2 separate regions of the Homo sapiens genome follow, and region 1 is linked to region 2. Evidence: chromatin loops called from intact Hi-C (ENCODE). Cell type or tissue: MCF 10A. All regions are shown on one strand. Each heading gives the region's core, and the rest is flanking DNA. Links, peaks and the distances in the headings are about the cores only. Region 1 has its middle 18 kb from the start of DPP4-DT. Region 2 overlaps DPP4 (dipeptidyl peptidase 4).

The links. Peaks named below come from ENCODE experiments on the same cell type or tissue, not always from the same donor. Only the 100,000 strongest peaks of a DNase experiment are listed, where the experiment ranks them.
Region 1: it touches region 2 in a loop (4-fold over the local background); 6 of 110 quality-filtered maps call a loop at or near these places.

What each region holds. Positions count from the first base shown.
Region 1 is chr2:162,088,276-162,097,561 of GRCh38, forward strand. It overlaps the pseudogene EIF3EP2. Among named protein-coding and RNA genes, the nearest start is that of DPP4-DT, 18 kb to the left of the region's middle. RefSeq lists an enhancer at 4,449-5,648. In MCF 10A, for the core only: no CTCF peak of the experiment used is centred there; a DNase peak (open chromatin) is centred at 4,946.
Region 2 is chr2:162,026,456-162,028,955 of GRCh38, forward strand. All of the region lies in intron 10 of DPP4 (dipeptidyl peptidase 4), which reads right to left. Among named protein-coding and RNA genes, the nearest start is that of DPP4, 47 kb to the right of the region's middle. RefSeq lists an enhancer at 311-480. In MCF 10A, for the core only: no CTCF peak of the experiment used is centred there; a DNase peak (open chromatin) is centred at 1,386.

The DNA of each region.
Region 1 (9,286 bases), core at 3,552-6,051, 65 kb after region 2:
AACTACTCACATCATATCTCTTTTAAACTGGCATTTTGTTTCTGCTGCTTGAATTGCTCTTCATAAAGGAGATATAAGAGGGAAAACAATAAATACATGGGAAGTTGGGTCTTCCTAGTGACACCGCATAGTAGCTTTTGCTACAGTGTATGCAAATAATACCTTTATTCTGGTGAGATTCCTCATGCTTTGAGAGAAGAAATGACAATAGTTGTAGTCCCTCAAATAGAAAAAGAACCAATTGGAAGGATGTTTGGAGAACCAGAAATTACAAGGCAAATGCAGTCCAATGGGAATGGTCAGATACTGTTTGGCTTCTCGGCTGAAAAATATAATTTTGGGTGGAAGTATTTACATAGGTTCTGCAGGCTGTTTCTCAGGGTTTCTTTCTTTCTTTTTTTTTTTTTTTTAATTTATTCTCTACACTAACCTCCCTGACCCAAGCATTTTTCAAACTTTTTTCTCCTACTCATCCTCCATGAAATTTTAATACCACAGATATACTATATTGTATTTATGTTTATGCACTATCTGGAATATATATATATATATATATTCTGTGCTTCACTTGTAGGGAGAGTGATGCTTTTGCCCTCAATAACCAATTTTCATTCCTTGGGGGCAATATTGCCCTTATTCAGAATGCATGCTCTGGAGACACACGCACTTCCAGCATGAACGTGTCAGTGACTCAGGATCAGCTGAGTATCACTGCTCTTTTAGAGTGCTGCTTCCAGCACATGATAGAAATACCGAGTTCATTCTGGGAAAGCTCATCTCTGAAATCTTTTTTTTTTTTTTTTTTTTTGAGACGGAGTCTCACTCTGTTGCCTAGGCTGGAGTGCAGTGGTGTGATCTTGGCTGACTGCAATCTCCACCTCTCAGGTTCAAGTGATTCTTTGCCTCAGCTTCCCGAGTAGCTGGGATTACAGGCATCTGCCACCACACCCAGCTAGTTTTTGTATATTTAGTACAGATAGGGTTTCACCATGTTGACCAGGCTGGTCTCGAATTCTTGACCTTAAGTGATCTGCCTGCCCTGGCCTCCCAAAGTGCTGGGATTACAGGCATGAGCCACCATACCCAGTCTCATCTCTGAAATCTTAATGCTGAGAGACTGAATATGCAAACAGTCAGTGACCAGACTGTACCTGACAATTGGACTCTGCCCCACAACCTCTGCTGCAATCAGCCCAGAATAGTCAGGATTGTAAACTTTGCTTCTAACTCAGGACCAGAAAAAGATTTCTATCCTCCCCACACCAATCTCGTCAGATGTCCTGCTTTTAATTAGCCTACCTCCTGTTTCTTATGCCAACAGGCTTTGATCAGAGCACACCTGAAGCCTTTCCTGTTTTCTCTATAAATCTTTCCCCCTGCCCTTCCTGCCTTCGAATCTCTGCTAAGTGATGGTGACTGACTCCCTTGCTACAGTAAACCTTGAAAAAATAATCCTGTTTGTTCTCATTTGGGTGGTTTTCATTTATTTCCACAATGCGAAATGGGGATGCAGCCATGGACGATCTTACACATTTAAGACACCATTGATAATAATTGTTCCACTCCGGTGTTTTGGCAACAAACATGTCTCATTCATCGGTCTCTGTTGTTTTCAACCACCCCTACAGCTGTGTTACCATTATTTATCTCACCTTTTTCAGCCACACTATTTTAATAATTCAGATGATGTGTCTCTGCTATTTGACTACAGTAGCCATAATAGTCAAAGATGCTCGGAAATGCAGGAAGATGGTAAAAGACCTAGCCAATGTCTTTCAAAAGAAATCCTACACATAAAAACCCTGTTACTGAGCTGGTTGAAAGCTTTTACTTTGATGGGGACCAGAAAAAACACCCATGCTCCAATGTCTACTTTTTGAGGATTTCATTAGAAATATTTGTATATTTATATTTAAGACTCTCTGATATATCCACCGGAGTATTAGCATTAGTATGTTGGCAGATACACTAAAAGTGATCTCAGGAGAAGCTGAAGGATGACTCATACTTATTGAGAAGTTACTAAACCAGGAAATGTCCTGGGAATATCAATTTGAACAAATAAGGAACATCTCCAGGATTACAGTTTACAAACCAGTTTACAGTTGTTAATCCACCTGAGCTTTCTAGCCAAACAACACAAGACTAAGTCTGAGATAATTAGGCTTTACTGCCCCCAACCCCAACCCCATGTAAGCATTTTCCAGAGGAAGCTGAGGGAGGAGATTAGAATTCCTGGAGGCTAATCCACTGGGCTATGGATCTGATGTTCAGAGTGTAGTGGTCCTCCTGGCTCCATGCTGTAAGTGCCCTGTTTCCCTCCTAGGCCTTGTCACCTCTTTTTCAATGTCTCTTCTATGCCAAGAATCCCCTTCTGTAGTATTTCCTTCCAAACAGTCCCCCTCCAAAGGCCCAACCTCTTCCTCCCTTTCTCTGCTATCAAATTTCATCTATTCTAACCTATTTCATTTTTTTAAGATTCCATATATAAGTGACAGCATGCAATATATAGAGATAGAGACTAAAACAGTGGTGACCAGGTTTGGGGATGGGGAGAAAATAGGGAGATGCAGGTCAAAGGACATAAAGTAGCAAATGTAGGGTGAACAAGTTGAAAGATTTAATATACAACCTGAGGCCGCTAGTTAATACTGGTGTATTGCATTCAGGATTTTTGCTGAAGGATTAAATATAGCTGCTTTTGCCATGATGGGGACTGGTAACTATGTAAGATGAAAGGATATGTTAATTTGTTCTGCTAGAGTAACCATTTCACTATATGTATGTATCTCATAATATATTGTATACCTTTTATATACATAAAATTTATTAAGAAAGAAAACCTTCGTCTATTCTGATATACAGACTTGATGGAGGTTGATAGGATTGACATATGCATTTTATCAGGACTTTTGAGGCTGAGAAGCCCTTCCCGATTCTCAAAAGTTTTCCCAAACGTGTGCCCTGCTCCCATCTCCTTCACTGCCTTGAGCATATTTTATTAAAACAATCTGTTAAGCTTCTGTCTCTCTGACCTCGCTTTGAGTGTGGCAGCCATGCTCTATTGTTTGTATTTCTAGAAACTACACCAGCTCTGGGATAGAGTAAACTCAGCCATGTGCCAAAGCTGGCAACATGGAGACAGCTGCTTCTTGCAGCCATTCACCAGGCCACCTGCAAGGCCGTAGGGAGAAGACAAAGGAGCGAAGACTTTACGGTTAGACAAGCCTGGGTCTGCAATCCAATTATATGCCCTTGGCTGTTTTTTAAAAACCTTTATTATGTGCCCTTGGCTGTTTTTTAAAAACCTTCTTCCCAGAGTTGCAGAGATTTAATGAGATAAGAACTGAGTCATCTCAGTTACTCCCAAGCCTTCAAATGTATCTCTATGCTGATGGTTTCTGCTTGTATTTCTCTAGCTGGGATCTCTCTTCTGGAGTCTGAGCCTCCGGAAGGTCCCCACCTGGATGACTCATAGGCCTATTAAATCTAAATTAGCCAGAGAGGGTTAATAATTACCAACACTACTCCCCTACCCACTAGTCACCAAATTAGGTCCTTCTGCATCATGCTCTCCCTCCATGAGAGTATCGCCACCACATGGCCCAAGCCGGAAACCCAGGAGTCCTCCTTGATACCTGCTCACTCCTTATCCCACACACAGACCTCTCTAATCTCCCGTTTCATTGTCCACATCTCTCTATGGTCTCTCTTCCACCTTTGCTCAGGCCTTCCTTTCTTCCAGACCAGGTCATCGCCCAGCCCATCTAACTGGCCTCTCCTTTTGTCATTTCTTTCCATGGCAGCGTTTATTACTTTCCTGCTTAAAACTAGTGGCTTCCCCTGCTGCAGGATCAAATCCAAATCCCTTATCCTGTTCTGGTCTCTGCTTAGCCTTCCTTCTCATGGCTCCTCCCCAACATCCCGCCACCTACACACTAAGCTACATGCATTCATTTCTAAGAATTGAAATGCAATCTCTGTTTTGCTCTCTCTTTTGCTTTTGAAACTTCAAACATAACGTTTCCTCCACCTGGAGTTCATTCCCTTTGTTTTTCATTTGGCTAAGGTCCTAGTCAATGATCGCAACTCCAGTGCCATCTCATCCAAGAAGCTTTGCCCACCCACTGCCCTAGCAAGGTGCATGGCTTCTGTGCTCTCAAACAGACTTGTGCCTCACTGCTTTTTAACAAAGCACTCATCACTCTGTAATGCAATTATCTAATGTAATAATTGCTAAGATTCATGGACCCCGTGCTAGGTGCTGGACATTCAGGTAAGCTCTTTACTTGTAATAGTTCATTTAGTCCTCATAACAGCCCCATGCAGTAGGTACCTTTATCATCCCTGCTTTGTAGATGAGGAAATTGAGGTGCAGAGGGGTACATACTCTTCTCAGTATTACACAGCAAGTATTTGAACCCATGAGGCCTGACTCCAGAGCCCTATAATTATCTACTATTATCCAGTAATATTCAAGGATTTTGTCTCTGTTGTTCACTGATATACTCCTAGGGCCTACACTAATATCTGGCACAATAATAATTGCTTATTAAGTGTTTACTGACTCACTGAGTGAATAAATGCTGATTCATTGTGTCATTTCCTTCCTGATGGGCAGGGATTAGGCTTTATTCCATTTATTTCTAGCAGCTAGCTTGGACCCTGGACATATGAAAATTGTTAAGTTTGTTTCTCTGCATAGGGTCTTTGCTACTCTGTGAGATCCATGATTCTGTTTTGCCTTTGTGGTCTTCTGAGACCCTGTATTCACCCTGCCACACCACAGCACACTTCGCTGCGTGTCAATTTTTAGTGCATAGAAAAAAATCTGGTCAGCTGCTGCTTGACAGCTGGAAAAATAGAGCTGTACCTGAGCCAGTTTTGTACCTCAGAAAAGCAAGGGGGAGAGTCTCCTGCCTCACGCGGTGTGTGGGTGGAGGGCTGAATCATCAAGTTCTTTGAGTTCCTTGGGAAAAGATAACTCAAAGGAATATTACACAACATGGAGAAATAGGAGGAAAATAAGCAGAGACACAAAAATGACTCAAGTGTTGAAAAATATGATCCACGCAACTAAAAATACATTGCAACTGAGTTTGAAGAGGAAAAGACTGGGTGTCAACATTCCAGTGGCCCAAATGGCTGTGCATGAATGGGCTTTGGTTCGAAGGATGGTGAGCAGATGGTCACCGGCCTCACAGAGAAGAAGGTTGTGCAACAGGGCCTGGAGGCCCTCTGAAGATCTGAGACAAGGGGAAGAGGACAACTTTACCAGGGACAAGACAGCCTGAGCTTCAGCAAAACACTATAAAAGAGTATCCTTGGTTCCATATGACCCAGGCAGAGGGAGGAGTGATGGTAAATCCTGTCGGATTGGTGTATTATGCATTTTTCTTTTCTAAATGAGCACTTAAAATTCCCTGTAGATTAAAAAATTCTGTTGTAGATTTTTTCTAGAAACTGAAAACTTTGGGTGGGAAGGGTGGTTCAGGCTTTCATGGACATGCAAACAATTTTCATGTTCCATTCTCTGGCTTCTCTGGTAACTGACATTTGAGAGACATGTTGGTGTAGTAGATGGAACATGGACTTGAGGCCCCTACTGTTCTGTAACCTAGGGAAAGTTGCTGCTTCAGACTCTGCCTCAGTGTCTTTTTTGAGCAACACTTTGCAAATAACATTGTAAATACTAAAGAGGTATAGAGAATATCTAAAACACTAGTTCAAGGGCACATGATATGCTTAATGAGTGAGAATGAAGTTGTCATTAATATAATTCTTTACCAGCTTTATTTTCTTAATTTCTGAAGTATTGCCCTATCATAAAAAGATTAAAGTAGATCCCAAAATCAGAAGAGTTCTTGATTAGAATGAAGGACCCGAATTGGTTTTCCAGATGGACTCACTTGTTAAAAGGGGATTGTGACAAGTATTTATTCAACAGTTTGTTCTACAGCCGGTGTTTGGGCTATTGGAAAGGAGGTGCTATATAAGTGTATTGTAATAATGAATGCCCTTAGGGAAGAGGGGAATTGTGTAAGGAGATGTATTCTGTAATTCTTTCACGTATATTCATCTTTTCTGTCCAAGTAGAATATACACCCTTTATGGGCAAGGACTACCTCGTCTAATTTGTATTTATAAACTTTCTTTTTTCTTTCTCAGGGTTTTCAAGGACTGAGAATGCACATATGGATAGAACAAATCTAGAAATTCAAGCTACTTCTATTGCTAAACAAGTATAGAGTTTCATATAAATATAATTCATAAAAGGTATAAACGGCAAGAGTTTCTACCCAAAGATTTTGTGAAACACCTGGCATTCTAGCTACAGCAGCAAATTATGGCATCCCTTAGCCCCTCAGAGACCTCTGTCCTCAGCAGATGTGACCGCCTTCTTGGATCTCAGCAGTGCAAGGGTTCAGTGTGCCAGCATCTCTACATCTGAGGTCTTGCTGTCTTCTGCAGGCCTTCCAGCTGCTTTGAGAGAGAAGTGACCAAAGTATTCTCACTTTTGAAGGGAGTGAAATAAAACCTGGACAAACCAGGTTCTCAAATTAAAATTCATGGATCTTCCTATTTTCCCAAGAAGAGCCTGTTTTTTTTCGTATACTCCATTGAAGCCATTGCTGGTGGACAATTTTCATAGCATTTTCTTCTCTTTTGTTTTGAAAGGCATTGATTAGTAAGTAGGACATTTCTGTTCAGCAATTGCCCTTTGAAGTTTTATTCAAACACAGAATTTACTGTAAAACAGACCAGTCTTTATTCTTTCTTTTAGTGAAAATTATAAACTCTTTTTATATATATATATATATATATATATTTTTATTATACTTTAAGTTCTAGGGTACATGTGCATAACGTGCAGGTTTGTTACATATGTATACACGTGCCATGTTGGTGTGCTGCACCCATTAACTCATCATTTACATTAGGTATATCTCCTAACACTATCCCTCCCCCCTCCCCCCACCCCACAACAGGACCCGGTGTGTGATATTCCCCTTCCTGTGTCCAAGTGTTCTCATTGTTCAATTCCCACCTATGAGTGAGAACGTGCAGTGTTTGGTTTTTTGTCCTTGCAATAGTTTGCTGAGAATGATGGTTTCCAGCTTCATCCGTGTCCCTACAAAGGACATGAACTCATCATTTTTTATGGCTGCATAGTATTCCATGGTGTATATGTGCCACATTTTCTTAATCCAGTCTATCATTGTTGGACATTTGGATTGGTTCCAAGTCTTTGCTATTGTGAATGGTGCCGCAATAAGCATACGTGTGTGCATGTGTCTTTATAGCAGCATGATGCAAATCGTAAACTCTTAAGCATATACACAATCATATTTCTGGACCTTGAATCTACCCAGGCACCCCTGTGTGAAGTTAATTCTTAGGGATTGGTGAACTACTTTTAACGAGAGTTAAAAAATGACATTGGGGATAACATATGGGGTATATACTATATGGATGTTACTTGGTTTAGGCATTTTACTTAATGATTGGGTGGCAGTGGTTCCTGATAATGGAAAGGGATTTAAAAAATACATGGAAAGATTATATTTGAGCCATATGAAACTGGTGATCCTTGACCATTTTTGACCTACAAAAATAAATATTTAATGTAATACAACCTAATATGTTAAGGTTTGTTCATAAAACAATACAGTCTATATTATGTCAAATATAAAATTGACATTGGAATAGTGGCACAGTACACTTAAGAAGATAAACTCGAAACTGTTTTAAATACAGCTATAAAACGCTGTAATAAACCAGTCGTTGATGACATAATTACATTATTTTGTACCCAGTAATTAAATAGAAGCCTTATAATTATGGTAACTGATATAAATGAATGTATTTATATTAGTTTACCATAAGCCTTGGAGTCAATAACATTTTATGAAACAACTCTTAACTGTGTTCTACGAGTCAGAGGCAAACTGTGTAGAGGAGGTTTAGGAACGCTTCCTTTATCTCACCGGAGACTATACATTTGTCATACTCAGTTCAGGCTGCTCTAACAAAGTACCATGTACCGGGTGGCTTATAAACTACAGAAATTTATTTCTCACAGTTCTGGAAGCTGGTAATCTGAAGTCAGGGTGCCCACATGCTTCAGCTCTGATGAGGGTCCTCTTTAAAATTGCAGACTAGGACTTCTTGTATCATCATGTGGCAGAAATGGAGCAGGTTAGCTCTCCGGCTTCTTCTTAGAAGGGCACTAATCCCATTCATGAGGCTCCCCCTTCATGACCTATTTTCCTCCTAAATATCCCATCTCCAAATACCAGCACATTGAGATGAGAGTCTCAACATAAATTTTGGGGAACACAGACATTTAGTCCACTGCAATATTTCAATGAGAAATACTGTAAGAAAATTAAAACTACCCTGCACGTGAATAAAAAGTGCTAACATGTAAAATTAATGAAATATGGCTGATAATAATTTGGGTTGACTGTTATAATGAGAACTCCAAGAAATACATGAAATATTTTTGTTTTGAAAAGGTTCTGGCTAATGTCCAAGAGTAACCCCTCCCCTGTTTATATTTTGGTCCCAGGTACAGTAATAATTTACAACTCTGAATTATCCAAAACAGTGAATGCTCTTCTTCAGTCTGTGTGCATCTCATAGACAGTCTTATTAATAAAGGAACTAATTAGTAGCTCATGGCATGGTGCAGCATAAACATAAGGAGACACCTAACAGGCTCACTAATCTAGGGGTAAATCGCATCCTGTGGGAGGCAAGAAAATGCAAAAATCATAGAATGACTGCATCTTCACTCAAGAGAAAAAATGGATTTCCCCTCTGTCAATCCCAGGGTGCCAGATTGAAACTCCCCAACCCCTTCAAAGATAAATGTCTTAAAATGCTTGATTATTTCATTATTAGAGATTTTCCCTCTGGATGCTGCAGTTTTTGTTTTTATTTTTTCAATGGAAGAGTTATACTTTAGCACTTATGAGAAATCTTTATTTTAATCACTGGAGAGTGGTCATTTAGAATTGTTTCCGTGGCCGGGTGGGGTGATTCACACCTGTAGTCCCAGCACTTTGGGAGACCGAGGTGGGCAGGTCACTTAAGGTCAGGAGTTTAAGACCAGCCTGGCTAACATGGTGAAACCCCTTCTCTACTAAAAATACAAAAATTAGCCAGGTGTGGTGGTGTACACCTGTAATCCCAGCTACTGGAGAGGCTGAGGCAGGAGAATCACTTGAACCTGGGAGATGGATGTTGCAGTGAGCTGAGATCATGGCACTGCACTCCAGCC
Region 2 (2,500 bases), core at 1-2,500:
ATTCTCAGGAACACACCATGAGTTTCCCCAGTTGCCCCCTCTTTGTTCAGTCTTGCTCTTTAGCCTGAAGTGGCTGCCAAGCTCTAACTTCCTTAGGTCTTGGCCTAAATGTCCCCTCATCCACGATGTCTTCTTGGAAACCTCCTTCTCCCACACCACTCTGCCAGGTCTCATTGCACTCATCACAAACCGCCAGGCTGCAGGGGCTGAGAGTGCAACTGCCACTTTCCATGCCGGGAAACAGAGACATCTCATCCAGTCTGACGCTTCTGCATCTGCCCAATGCAGGGGAGCTAAATGAGAACCTGGAAAGGTGAATACACTTTACCCAAGAAAGGCAATAAATCTGTGCAAAGAGAATGGAAGTATGAAAAGCACAACAGAAAAATGAAGCTTTCTGAAATTAGTTTTTTAGACCAGACGTTGGAAAACTTTTTCAATTAAGGGTCAGAGAGTTAAGTATTTTAAGCATTGTGGTCCACATCTCTGTCACTACTCCACTCTGCCTTTGTAGCACAAATGTAGCCAGAGACCATAATTAAATGAATGAGTTCATTTAATATTCCACTGAAAAGCTAAAATTTGAATTTCATTAAACTTTCATGTATAATGAAATATTATTACTCTTTTGATTTTTGTTCCCAACCACTTAAAAATGTAAAACCTGGGCAGATCACCTGAGGTCAGGAGTTCAAGACCAGCCTGACCAACATGGCAAAACCCTGACTCTACTAAAAATGCAAAAATTAGCCAGGTGTGGTGGCACACACCTGTAATCCCAGCTACTCAGGAGGCTGAGGCAGGAGAATTGCTTGAACCCGGGAGACGGAGGTTGTGATGAGCCAAGATCAAGCCGCTGCACTCTAGCCTGGGTGAGAGTGAGACTCGGTCTCAAAAAAAAAAAAAAAGTAAAAACCATTCTTACTTGTGGACCACACAGAAATGGGCAGTGGACTGCATTTGGCCCATAAACCCTAGTGTGTTAACCCCTGTCCTGTATCAGTGGTTACTATTTTTTCAGGCCAAAAACCATTTGGACAATCTGATGAAACTGATGTACCTCTCTCTAGGTGGGAAAAGCCTCTCCACTGACATACATACAACATCTGAAAATTCCATGGGCATAGATTAGGAATTTGGGCTCCAGCAATATTCTTCTTTTTAAAAGTGCTCTGGTAGAGCGAAGGGGTATGTGATGGGGGGAACAACTTTTTGACAATAATTAGTGGATCACCCAGTACTAAATAGCTTTATCTATTAACAGTCATAAATTAAACATCAGGTTCAGAAATCAGCAATATAAAAGCAACCTTTCCCCATTTGAAAACATTGAGTAATGGAATTTGGGAAGTCAGCCAGGAAACTCACGTGCATCAGTCATCTTCCCTGCCCATTTTCAGATCAAAGGTTTATGGTCCTGGACTCTGCATGGCCTGGGTTACTCTCCATGACCCCAGGTGTACTCTGCACCCTGTGCATGCTCAGCAAGGCAGTTCACCCGTGGCGCAGACAGGAATTTTTGAATTTTCTTATAAACATACTTCCCTTCAGTGGCAGCCTTGAGCCAAGATTATGCCAGTCTGAGATGTCAAAGAATCATTTAAAAAAAAAAAAAACAAAAAACTGCCAGGTGCAGTGACTCATGCCTGTAATAGCAGCATTTTGGGAGGCCAACACAGGTGGATCATTTGAGGCCAGGAGTTCGAGACCAGCTTGGCCAGCATGGTGATACCCTGTGTCTACTAAAAATACAAAAATTAGTCAGGCATGGTGGGGCGCATCTGTAATCCCAGCTACTCGGGAGGCTGAGGCAGGAGAACTAATTGAACCGGGCAGACAGAGGTTGCATTGAGCCGAGATCATGCCATTGCACTCCAGCCTGGGTGACAGAGTAAGACCCCATCTCAAAATAAATAAATAAAGCCAATGGCTCAATTGTACTTTTTACTGAAAAGTTTAAGTCCCACTTAAAACCAGAAAAATCCAACCAGCAGGATTATCATCTATGCTTTGCATACTGCATGCTGCTTTTATTCTGCAAAAACAGGCCAATACTGAGTAGCTTTCTTATGTAATGGTTTTGGTGGGGTAGAAGAGGGACCACCCCTGCAGTCCAGGCCTTCCTGAGAGCCTGGACAACTTACCCAGGTTAGACATATGAGCCAGCAAGCTCTTCTACCTTCTGCAGCTGGATTAGTCCAACGGGAATATGGTTGATTTTAATACTAAAATGACGGAGTAATTTCTGGATGTAAAATAATAAGTTCACACCCATGTGGAGTCTACTATGTGCCAGGAACTATTCTAAGTGCTTGACATAAGCTCATGACCACCCTATGAGGTGAGTACTGCAGATCATGCTCTGCAGACAAAGAAACTTAACAGCAGAGGATTTAAGTAACTTGCCCACTATCGCCCAACTGGGAAGTGTTGGAGCCGGGATTCAATTCAAGCTGTTGGCTTCAGATTCCCAGTTCATACTCGCTCCCTCTATGAAACC